2 separate regions of the Mus musculus genome follow, and region 2 is linked to region 1. The links are chromatin contacts, found by Hi-C or POLR2A ChIA-PET in ENCODE. All regions are on one chromosome and are shown on one strand. The core of a region is the stretch at or near the end of the contact, and the rest is flanking DNA. Distances in the headings are between cores, read along the strand shown.

The links. A loop is a pair of places that touch in the nucleus more often than their neighbours do. ChIA-PET counts read pairs that join two places held with the same protein, here RNA polymerase II (POLR2A).
Region 2: a map of adrenal gland shows a loop between it and region 1 (2.3-fold over the local background). The contact joins the promoter of Ppfibp1 here to the promoter of Smco2 in region 1. A Hi-C loop is called at or near these places in 9 of 37 maps with a recorded cell type or tissue (Patski, adrenal gland, heart and 1 more). POLR2A ChIA-PET finds 5 or more read pairs at or near these places in 1 of 5 experiments (Patski).

Annotation. Positions count from the first base shown.
Region 1 is chr6:146,848,493-146,851,810 of GRCm38, reverse strand. It overlaps Smco2 (single-pass membrane protein with coiled-coil domains 2), which reads right to left and starts at 1,701. Exons shown (of 10, transcript NM_027059.1): 1 at 1,580-1,701.
Region 2 is chr6:146,886,781-146,890,360 of GRCm38, reverse strand. It overlaps Ppfibp1 (PTPRF interacting protein, binding protein 1 (liprin beta 1)), which reads right to left and starts at 1,867. Exons shown (of 31, transcript NM_001355728.1): 1 at 1,678-1,867.

The sequences.
Region 1 (3,318 bases), core at 452-2,951:
AAAAGACCTTGAACTGAAACGGAATCCTTTGCCAGAGCAGTAAGTGCTCTTAATCAAGCTCAGCGGCTTCTCCAGTCCCCACTCCCAGGTTGAACCTCTAAAGGCTCAATCAACACCACCAGCAGCTGTGTGTGATCCCTGCCCTTCCCTTTGGCCAGGTGAGCTCACTAGAGAGCAGAGAATCCTGGAAGCAATGAGGACTAAAATAAAGGAAGAGAAATGCAAAGAAGGTCTCAGTGGCTTACATCTAAAGTCCTAATACTTCTGAGGCTGTGGCAGGGGGATTACCTGCAGTTTGAGGCTAGCTCAGGCCAGCCAGGGCTACAGCATGAGGCCCTAACTCCAAACAAACACACAGGCAGAGAAGGCTGAGACAGAAACACGTGTGAAAAACTTTAAGAAGGTGATAGGATGAGGGCTCTCTTGGTACGAGAGGCAGATCTCTGGGTCTTGCTAGCTAGCCAGCCTAGCTTAATGAATCCAGAGCTCCAGATCAGTGAGAAACTGTCTCAAAAAAAAAAAAAAAAAAAAAGGAGGTTTTTGAGAGGGCTATGTAGGTAAATGCACTCACTGTCCAGCCTGATGACTTGAGTTCGATCGTCGCCCCTGCAACCCACATGGTGGAGAGAACTGATTCCCACAGAGGTCCTTTGACCTCTGCATGCACGCATGTAAATATCGATGGATTTTAAAGAATTAAAAACAAAGTGGGTAGCAAGCAATATATATCTGCACACCCACGTGTACACAACAGAAAAGGAAATTAATCCGTGTTATATTAATTTCGCATGACATGGTAGAAGTAGTGGTAACAATACTGATTACATACTCAAAGCGCTTTCGCTTTCCTTAGTAAAGCATGTTGGTTACATTGTTTCGCTTTGGTTAGGTAAAGCATGTTCGTTACATTGTTTCATTAAGTCTTACCCTGTGGGGAGGTAACAAGCCAGATCTTGACCGTTCCTGCTTTTACATTAGGAAACTGAGAGCACTGATGACCCATAATTTGTCCAAAGTTTCATTGCTAAGATATAGTGGAAGGGAGATCTAAACTGTCAGGCTGCTTCCCAATTGCCTCTGCTTCCAAAGGTTTGGCAACAGCCTGCTGACCTCCGAGGCAGCCCCACCTTCTGAAGGTAACTTCTGAGTCTACACAACGGGAAGAAGGACAGTCCTCTAAGCCTGGTGTGCAGCGCCAGCACACAGCTCTGTGCTTGTTGAACACACAGAACCTCCCATCCTGCCCAGCCTCACTTTATCAGTACACAGGGAAGTCTGGGGATTTCTCCCTATACTACCCTATTTTTTGTTTTTACTGGTTGACCTTCAAGGCTTTTTGGAATTAATCGATGAGACTGAGTGAACCCTTGTTCTTTTCTCCTCATGCCACAAAAACATTTAGAATTAACACTTTGAAAAAAAAAAGTGTCTTCATCAAAAAGAACTGATCAACTTTAAAAGACAGCCTCTAGCCCATCCCCCGCTGGATAAGTTGGGAGGAGCATGACTTGAATAATCAGGGAGGCAGCACATGAAGGGGCCCACATTCTTCTCCTTTCGATATTGTTACCATTTGTACCTCAGAGTTCCCTGGGACTTTTGGCTGGTGGCAGAGCCTGTCCTAGCTCCTGGGGACGAGAGGCCTTGCAAGTTGTTCCACACCTGAGGAGGAAAGCTTGCAGTTGGGCCTGCTCTCTCTGACATTCTACTTGGAACCCAGCATGCGAAGCTCCTAACTCCCTCCCCTGAGAGGGAAGACAGCAGTGTCCCCTGCCTAGCTCTAACCTGCATCATCACCAGCTCGCCTCTTAGCCTTCTGGTTTCTCCTCTAGGGCTAGGGCCATCTCCCATTCTGCCATCTCTTCATCCATCAACTGGCCTCAGGCACACAGTGACCTGGGGTGCTCTGACCTCAGCTCCCTCCACCACACAGACACTTTCAACCCCACTGTCTTTTGACCTTGGAGCCTCCAACTTCCTCACCCATGCTCCAAGGCCTCCCACCCAGGGAAGCTGCTCCTCTCTGCCCTGCAGAATAGTTGGCAGTGGTTGCAAGCCTATGGCTCTGACCCTCAACACCCACACCTCCTCTTTTTTTGTATTGTTTTGTTTTTGTTTTTTCTAGACATGGTTTCTCTGTATAGCCCTGGCTGTCCTGGAACTCGCTTTGTAGACCAGGCTGGCCTCGGACTCAGAAACCGCCTGCCTCTGCCTCCCAAGTGCTGGGATTAAAGGCATGCGCCACCACCGCCCGGCCACACTTCCTCTTGAAGTCTATCTACATTTCTCTCTGTCATTTCCAGTCATCATTTGTGGGAAGCCAGAATCCATGGCAGGACCTAACAAGCTGACCGCCATGCCTCTCAACTCCTGAGTCCCTTCTCCTCCACTGGCAGGACAGGGATGGAAGTGGAGCGGCTTACAGGCCTTACCTTTGCATCCTTGTTTGAAGCCTGGTTTTGCCACACACCTGCTGTTTGGTTTGGGGCCAGAGTTAATTACTTTCTCTGGAAGCAGGGTTTGGTAATGGCTTCTGAATTGAACCACTGGAAGGATTAAGGTGATAATTGGGAAGGAGCTGGGAGCTGGGCGGTTGCAGGAGCTCCAGGTAGAGAGCAGGTACCTCGAGGACAGCCATGATTGCTTGCCTGGATGGCTTCCCAGTCTTTCTCCGTAGGTGCTCAGAATCTTATCAAGGGTACTGGAGGATTGTACAGATTTTTAACAGGACCTCTGAGGCCTTGTGCTCACCACCACCTCAGCTTGAAGCTCCAGTCAGGAGCCTCTTTCTTGTGGTCTTTACTTTACCCCACCTGGTTCAGAGGTCAGATTCTGTCCCCTGCTCTCTCTCAGTGCCTGCAGAGACAATCTCCAGCCTTCAGGTTCCTGCCTTGTATCATAACTGCCTTTGTCTTTAGTGGTCCCCGGACTCCATGTTTCTTTAGGGGGAAAATCACAAAAATCCTTCTTTTATTAAAAAAAAATCTATTTATTATTTATTTTATGTATATGAGTACACTGTAGTTGTCTTCAGACACACCAGAAGAGGGCATCGGATCCCATTACAGATGATTGGGAGCCACCATGTGGTTTCTGGGAATTGAACTCAGGACCTCTGAAAGAGCAGCCAGTGCTCTTAACCGCTGAGTCATCTCTCCAGCCCCCTCAAAATTCTTCTAATTTAATCAACACCACAATAGCAAATACTTTTTGAATGTTGACTAACATGCCAGATATTCTTGTGTACATATATAAGCTATTGCTTTAAACAATTCTTCAACAGAGGAAGGATCTGTGACTCATATCCAAACCTAGATA
Region 2 (3,580 bases), core at 618-3,117, 38 kb before region 1:
GCCTGAGCGGTCTGCACAGTGGCTCAGAACAGCCAGAGCTACATAGTGAAATCCTGTTTTAAAAATAAAAAGTAATAAAATAAAACTTAAACTCCTTTCTCTAAAAGTGAACCCTGAAAACACAACTAACAGCCTTCATTCAACTTTTTCTCAAGAAGCCCCAGGCAAGATCTAGATTGTCAGCCGCTTTCCTAACTGCTCTGGTGTATAAACACCAACAGAGTTATAGAATTGTGCCCCCAAGAAACCAGTTTTCCCACAGCTACGAATATATACAAGTGAATTTCTCACATCCTAACTGGACTACATAAAAAATATTTTACATTGATATGCAAGGATAACACTGATGTTCTTTTACTTAAGCAATATATGGTAGGATGTAAGGAAACTGAGAAAACATAAAACTATTTTCTCTTTACTTTCTGGGAAGATGATTCACATATTTGTGACACTTTTAAATATTCCCACCTGCACATATACTTCCCTGCTGGTTCTGTAGTAGTGTAGGAGACTGGGCTCAAGCATATGTCCCTGATGGGCATTCTCTTGTAATATGAGGAAACCGAGATTCAGGGTCTGAGCACACTTTCCAAATGTGTGGCGTGGCTCTGCAGTATTATATAGGGATTCTGGGGTTCCACCACAGTCCCCTGACTGGAATCTGGGGTATATTACAGGGAGTCTGGGTCCCATTGCAGTTCCCTGAATGGAGCGTATGGTATTATTGGAGTAGTTCCGGGGTGTGGGGTCCCACGAAAATTCCCTAACTGAAGTCTGTGGTGTGGTGGAGACTCTGGGGTGTAGGGTCCCAGAACACTTCTGTAATTGGAGTTCTGTGGTATCAGAGTCTATGGTGTGGTGGGAGGACAAGTGTGAAATGGGCTCACACTGTCCTGAATGAGTCTGTGGCGTGGTGAGATACCCACTGTGTAAAACTGTGCGCATGTCCCTGACTAGAGTTCCATGGTACTAGGATTCTGGGGTGTTCGGGTCCCAGCACATTTCCCTGACTGGAGTCTGTGGTGTGGTGGGGAGTCCAGGAGTGAGCTGGAAGCACACTTCTCTGACTGGAGGCTGTGGTGTGGTGGGGATTCTGAGGCGTGGGGTCCCAGCACACTTCACTGATTGGAGTTCTGTGATTCAGAGTCTATGGTATGGTGAGGGGACGAGTATGAGATGGGCTTATACTACCCTGGCTGGAGACTGTGGGTGTGTAAGGGGTCGGGGAGTCCGGGTGTGAGCTGGGAGCACACTTCCCTGGCTGCAGGCTGTGGAGGGAAGTCTGGATGTGAGCTGGGAACACACTTCCCTAACTGGAGTCTGGGGGGGGGGGTGCTGGGGGGGGTAGACCGGGTGTGAACTGGGAGCACATCTCCCTGACTGGAGACTGTGGTGTGAAGGAGAGACCGGGTGTGAGCTGGGAGCACACTTCCCTGACTGGAGTCTGTGGAGGGGAGTCTGGGTGTGAGCTGGGAGCACACTTCCCTGACTGGAGTCTCTGGGGGAGTCCGAGCACACTTCCCTGACTGGAGTTCTGTGCTGTGGGGAGTCCGGGTGAGGGAACCGAGGACCCAGACGAGCCCTTCCTGTCACCCCGAAGCTGCTGCCCCCCACTCACTAGAGATCCCCGAGAACGCGGGCGCGGGTCGCAGAAGGAACCGCCCGCGGCTGGCTTACCTGAGGCGGAGGGCCGCCGAGCTCCACAAGTTGCAGTTCCGCCTCCCGGGACCCGCCCGGCTGCCAGATCGCCACTCTCGACGCGGCCGCCCCCGCGCCCTACACGGCGACAGGAGCCGGGGCCGGAGCACAGCGCCCGGCTGACATCACCGCCGCCCAGGTGCCGCCTCCCCTCGGTCCTCCTCGTCCCACCGCCCCGCCCCTCCCCCGGCGGGAACCAGCCCCAGGGGCGGAGGGGGCGGGGCCTCGCGCTTGCGGCCCGCTGATTGGCCGGGCGCGCGGTCACTCCGAGGCGGCGCCTGGTCTCCCACATTCCTGGCCGAGCCCAGCGGAGCTGGGAGTGGGCGTCGGTGGGGAGCGCGCCCGGTCCGCTGCGGTCCGTAGGGCGCGGATAAAGGGCTGCGCTGAGCCGGGCGGTCGCTCGCAGCTCTTCCCGGGTCAGAAGCGACGCTCATCCCGAAAGAACGCCTCTGTGTCGCGGACCGAGCGGACGTGGCGGGCGGGGAGCCCCGCGGATAAAGTAAAAGGCCCCGGAGGGGAAACTGAGGACTTACAGAGACTGAGCGGACGAGGATCCCAGAGGTGGCCACCCTAGTTCCGCGTGGTCATCTAGCGGCGCTCAACCACGTGGCTGCTTTTGCATTTAGTAACGAGACAAAAATAAAAATAAAAAGACACGCAAGCTTCCAGAGAAATAAAATGAACTCTCCAGAGGGAGGGGGTAAATGTTTTACTATTTATATTTTTTCGAGGTTTTCCCCCCCTCTCCCCCCCCCCGCTGTGACACATATCAAGGCTGGTCTTCAAATTGTTATCTTTTTACCTTAGCCTTCCTAATAGCTGAGGTTACAGGCCCACACTCAGCAATAACCTGCTTTTTAAAGATTTTTTATTATTATTTTTGTTGGAGTTTGTTGTTGTTGTTTGTCCTGTCGTGAAACTGTGTGTGGACCAGACTGGTCTTGAACAGCTATCTGCCTGCCTCCGCCTCAAACTATTCAAATCAAAGATGTGTACCACCACACCCAGCTATTTTTGTTATTTTGTTTAATTATGTGTAGTATGTGTGTGTACCCATGGAGGCTAGAAGCATTGAATTCTCCCAGTTGTGAGATAGGGGCTGTGGGCTGAACTCAAGTGTTTCTGCAAAAAGAGCAGAAGAGGTTAACTGTTTGGCCATCTCTTCAGGCCCTATGCTGAACTTTTTAAGTCCCATAAGGCTTCTGTTTTGATGCACAACTGAAAAGGGAGAACCCTCACAACTGAGTTCAAACCACATGATAATAATTACTGTTGAACCAATTGCAGTGACTGAGCTAACAATTAAGAATTAACTACTATTTACCCTCTGGTGGATATCAGCTGTGTAATCCTCTTGGCTGCAAAGTCAGGGAGATTCTCAGGAGCCCTTCTTTCAGTTTCCCCTGTCAGACCCAGAACTGAACTGAATAATGAAAAGCAGCTTTATGGATACAGAATATGATTAGTTTCTGTTAGCTTTTTGTTGGCTATGAGCCTCCCCAGCCCCCACCGCCGCCGCTGCCACCACCCTGGGGAACGGAAGGTGGTGTGTTTGTGTATGTGTTGACTGGGGGGTTTGATTTTAGTTTTCTTGAGACAGATTCTTAAGTAGCTGAAGCTATCCTTGAACTCACTATGTAACATAGGCCAGCCTTGAACTCAGGAACCTTCTTCCACTAATCCCAGATGCTGGGATTAAGGTGTGTGACATGTGACTTTTCAGCTGGCTTTATTGTGTGTTCTTTGATTAATGACGTCGCACATTCGCCATTCTACCACAATGGATTCACAATGTCCCTCATTGTGTCCCATATGCTCTTCCCAGCCCACCTGTCCATGGGAAGTAAACTGATTTTAACATAAGGAGTCAAAGCCTCAGCAA